Linked DNA regions of Homo sapiens: region 2 is linked to region 1. Evidence: chromatin loops called from intact Hi-C (ENCODE). Cell type or tissue: mammary epithelial cell. All regions are shown on one strand.

Region 1 (2,500 bases):
TGTATGTCTTGCCTTTGGAGGTGGCAATGGCTAGATGGTGGCCCCCAGAAAGATATGTCCATGTCCTGATCCCTAGAACCTGTGAATGTGACCTTATTTTGAAAAGGGGTGTTTGGCTGGGCGATGTGGCTCACACCTGTAATCCCAGCACTTTGGGAGGCCGAGGTGGGTGGATCACCTGAGGTCGAGAATTCGAGACCAGCCTGACCAACATGGAGAAACCCCATCTCTACTAAAAAAAAAAAAAAAATACAAAAATTAGCCAGGCGTGGTGGCGCATGCCCATAGTCCCAGCTACTTGGGAGGCTGAGGCAGGAGAATCGCTTGAACCCAGGAGGCAGAGGTTGCCATGAGCTGAGATCACACCATTGCACTCCAAGCTCAGCAACAAGAGTGAAACTCCATCAAAAAAGAAAGAAAGAAAAAAAAAAAGAAAGAAAGAAAGAAAGAAAGAAAGAAAGGAAGGAAGGAAGGAAGGAAGGAAGGAAGGAAGAAAGAAAGGAAGGAAGAAAGAAAGAAGGAAAGAAGGAAAGAAAGGAGGGAAGGAAGGAGAAAGAAAGAAAAGAGAGAAAGGAAGGAGAGAAAGAAAAGAGAGAGAAAGAAAGAAAGAAAAATAAAGACAGAAAAAAAGAAAGAAAAGAAAAAAGAAAGGAAAGAAAGAAAAGGGGTCTTTGTAGATGTCATTAAGTTAAAAATCTTGAGATGAGAAACTCATTCTGTATTACCTGGGTGATCCCTAAATTTAGTAACAAGTCTCTTTTTAAGAGACACACAGAGGATAAGATAATGTGAAGACGGAGCAGAGATTGGAGCAATGTGGCACTAGCTAAGGAAGCCAGACGCCACGAAAAACTAGAAACAAATGGATTCTCCACTACAGGCCCTGTAGCGGGTGCAGCCCGGCCAAACACCTTTGAGCTTCTGGCCTTCAGAACTGTGAGATGATAAATCGCGATTTTCATGCCACTAAATTTGTGGCAATTTGTTACAGCAGCCCCGAAAACAAGACAGAGGCAGTGAGTGACCCATTACTGTAAGTATTTAACAGGCTAAATTCTACTTCTCGGAGGTCAGTTTTTGGAGACAATCCTTGCCCAAACAAAGTAGGAGGCCAAATTCAGGGATATTGCATGTTCTTTTTAACTCCAGAGTTCTAGAGTGCTACCCTTCACATAGATACCTCAGCAAGAATATAGCCTCATCTTGTTTATTGTATAACTTCTCCGCAATTAGGCTTAATGACTAAAATATTAATATTTGGCTACAGATAGAGTATTGAAGTTTTTACTTCCAAAGTTGTTAATATGCGAATTTGATCTACCATTTACACTCTTGCTTTTCCTTTATTCTTCCTCTCATTTTTTGACAAAAAGGTTGAATCAACTAACATGAAAAAATTAACTGTTGCGATTATGCAGCTGTCATTTTTTCATGCTCCTTGGGAATATTTGCTGGAAAAATAAATGGGAGTTGGGCTGCTACATTTGTTACCAAATCACTGGAAATTCCCCTATTGCACTTTGAATCATCCTGAGACACACATATTTTTAGCTATTTTCTTGATGTTGTCATAAATCAGGGTTCATCTCTGCATGCTTGTGACTCATGTCCCATTTGCATAAATAAATATTGAGAAGTGGTGTGGAGAAAAGTCTCTTTCTTTTTAAACAAGGAACTTAGGCAAGTGACAGGCATTCTGTAAATCTGGAAGTGAAAAAATCCGTTGTAGTGAATTTGATCAGACATATGTTCTTCTGCTCTTTCCCCAAATATTAAAAGTAAATGATTACATAGAAGTTTTTCAAGGGTTTTCTAGGTGTTTTAAACAGATTTAATTTTTAATATCCTGATTTTGAATAATGTCCTATGATATTTTGTGGGTATACCCTATTTATAGCCGGGCGTTACATCTTTCTAGATGCTATGGAATGGTGATTGCAGATGTAACCTTGGTTTTAAAGAATATGTATAAGCCTTATAGATACTGGATTGTACGTGTGCATGGCTGACATGAATTATAACACCAGCGTAGTGACATGAGAGATCTCTGTGTGATTGTTACCTTCCCGACTCCTGCTCCTAAGGCCGTGACTCCCCATCACCCCTTCATGCTAGTCTTCCCTCTCTGCTCTGTTCAAGGAGCTCACGGCATGAAGTGAGGTTCAGAGATGTGCACGGCATGAAGCCAACCATGGGCAGTGCGGTCGCAAAGCTACCAACACAGCGCTAGGGAGAGCAGGGCGGGAAGGGCTCGGCGCATGGTGAAGCATAAGGGAAGTCCCTCTGGAAAAGACGAACCTGAGGAAAGGCTTCAGGAGTGGGCAGGACTTCCCATAAACAACATGGGTTGGGGGAAAGTGGGTTTCATGAAGCAGAAGCCAGGGCCCAGGCAAGGGAGTGTATTGAGATGAGGTTGAGAGATCCCTGGGCAATGAGGCAGTGGGCAAGGGGCCGGCAAGGCAGGACGGATCCAATTTGGATTGTATTATACAAATAAAGA
Region 2 (2,500 bases), 220 kb before region 1:
TCAGAACATAGCACTGCTATTCTCAGGAGATGTTGGCTGTTTTCAGTTCTGTTCTGATGAACTCTGATAGTATTCTTACCTTCCCATTGGCAGCTTTAATCTGTGCACACTACTCTTCCCCACACTTGTAGAAACTCAACAAATAAGATCTGTGGCTTCCTAGAGCTCCCAATCTAGTGGGAGTTACAAAGGTAACTTCAAAACAACAATGTGGATGAGAATTATTGGAGCAGAGATATGAAATTGTTAACTTTAGGAGTACTGGAGGCAGGACTGGCTATATCGTTTGTGAGTCCAGTGCAAAATGAAAATGCTGGGCCCCTTCTTCAAATTTCAAGATGACAACAGCAGAGAAATAAACCATTCATCCGGTGGGCTCTTCTGAGCTTGAAGCCCTGTGTGACATCAGTCACACATCTGAGTGGCTCATCCTGATTGGATAGGCACATTTATTTCATGCAAAAAAATTAGAGAAGTTTTACCGTTTGAAGATGTAGGTGCTGAGCTAGACTTTGAAGGATGGAAAGAACTTTGAAAAGTTGGGTAGAGCAGCCCAGGCATATGATAAAACATGTGCCATTTTTAAATTCCCATACAATTAAAAAATTAAGTGAGATTTATTGGGTCAAAGTGATTTGACAATCAGGAAGGAAAGGGAGATGGAAAGACTGTACTACTGAACTTCAATTATCTATTAACAAGAAGCAATCCGAAGAATTTTAAGAATAGACACAAGATTAGATCAATTTAGGGAGATGTCTGTGGTGGCAGAAAGACAGATGGATTGATTCTTGTGTTGGAGTCACAGGCAGCAGGGACCACGGTGGGTGAAAGCAACGCATTCCTTAACTGGGAAGTGGCAGCAATCTTCTTTTTACCTCTATTTCTCTGTAGTCTATTAGTCTATGTATTTTTTTTTCCACATGAAACAAGGGTCTGTTTCTGCTTGGAAGACATCTTCAATTACACAACGCAGGCAAAAAAAAAAAACAACAACAACAAAAAAAAAACTGGAATAATGGAATTTTAACCAGAATTCTTTTTTTCTCTGTTGACAGCCTTTCAGGGACATCTCCATTCTGGTTATAGAAGGAGACCCTGAAGTCACCCAAATGTGCATTCAAAATGTATCACCTTTCCTTGGCCTTTCAAACAGACTAGTATTCCAGAAAAACCATGTCATTTTGCATTCCGGGCAACGCTTTGAAGACGTCATGAATGAAACACTTGCCCTATTCATCCCCGAAGAGAAGTGCAGGTCTGTGCACGCTCTGTCTGTCTGTCTCTCATCCTGACAAACTGTCTTCAACAGTGGGAAATTAAAACCTTCTTCCTTCCTTTTCTGTTTTTCTTATAATAACTCAGCCTTGAGTCAGAGGTACATGCTCAGCCTCCCGAAAGTGCTGCTGTCACGGAAAGGAAGATCCTTTTGTTCCCTAATTTATCATCTCTTAAAGGAAGCTACAAAGTTCAGGATGACGGGATAGAATCAGCCATCCACTTAAACTGGAGCATGCACGCAGGGAACTGGATTTTAATACCTGTAAGATGCAGAGATAGAATTTTATCCATGTCGCAGATTCTGAGAAAACAAGAAAAAGTGGTGAATGTACTTTAATGTTGTAAGAAAGCATAAAAATCCAAATTTTTTAAGGAACAATACTCCATAAAGTAAACATTTAGAACTTTTTTTTTGATCCCCAATTAAATTTTACTGTCTGTGTTAAACTACGTAAATGATGTAACCCTTTCCAGGTCTCAGAGTCCTTACCTGCGACAAGAACAGATGCTTGCTGAGACCCCTCCTGCAGTAGGGCACAGGGTTAGCACTCTCTGGCTGGGTGCATCTATGTATCAGATGCCCATATAGTAGTAGGATAAGAGGATCTACATTCCTGCCCAAATATGTGCCCACACAACACCAGTACCTTTGAGCGTGGCACTTATATCGCTAAATGTCTGTATTTCTCAGATGAAGGGAGTTGTCCTTGTTATTTTCTCCCGGATACTGTGCGGATGACACAGCATCCTCGGGTAATTAACATTCCTCTAACCCTGTGTAACCGGGGTAGGACGGAGTCAGCAGCTGCCAGGTCAAGTACAATCAGAGAGTGAGAGGGGCATCCTCAGAGGCATCAAGAAATGCGTGCATTTCCAGGGCTCCAAGAACGGGCCTGCACGGCTCTTTAGGAATTTCCTCTGTAGGTCTAATTAATACGTCTAACCAGATCTTAATATACTCTCTTCATTTTTGTTGATTTTTTTTTTTTTTCAGACGGAGTCTCGCTCTGTCGCCCAGGCTGCAGTGCAGTGGCATGATCTCGGTTCACTGCAACCTCCGCCTCCCTGGTTCAAGTGATTCTCCTGCCTCAGCCTCCTGAGTAGCTGGGATTACAGGGACACGCCACCATCCCCAGCTAATTTTTGTATTTGTAGCAGAGACGGGGTTTCACTATGTTGGCCAAGATGTTCTCTATCTCCTGACCTCGTGATCTGTCCA

Evidence for each region. A loop is a pair of places that touch in the nucleus more often than their neighbours do. Peaks named below come from ENCODE experiments on the same cell type or tissue, not always from the same donor. Only the 100,000 strongest peaks of a DNase experiment are listed, where the experiment ranks them.
Region 2: a loop joins it to region 1, with 5 times the contacts of the local background. A loop is called at or near these places in 1 of 110 quality-filtered maps.

The regions. Positions count from the first base shown.
Region 1 is chr4:186,903,371-186,905,870 of GRCh38, reverse strand. The region is part of intron 1 of LOC102723906 (a long non-coding RNA gene); the gene reads right to left. Among named protein-coding and RNA genes, the nearest start is that of FAT1, 180 kb to the right of the region's middle. In mammary epithelial cell, no CTCF peak of the experiment used is centred here; a DNase peak (open chromatin) is centred at 1,550; H3K27ac peaks cover 356 bases.
Region 2 is chr4:187,127,968-187,130,467 of GRCh38, reverse strand. It overlaps LOC124900878 (a long non-coding RNA gene), which reads right to left. Exons shown (of 2, transcript XR_007058507.1): 2 at 594-1,582. Among named protein-coding and RNA genes, the nearest start is that of LINC02374, 73 kb to the left of the region's middle. RefSeq lists an enhancer at 1,154-2,353. In mammary epithelial cell, no CTCF peak of the experiment used is centred here; DNase peaks (open chromatin) are centred at 1,307 and 2,057; H3K4me3 peaks cover 631 bases; H3K27ac peaks cover 2,500 bases.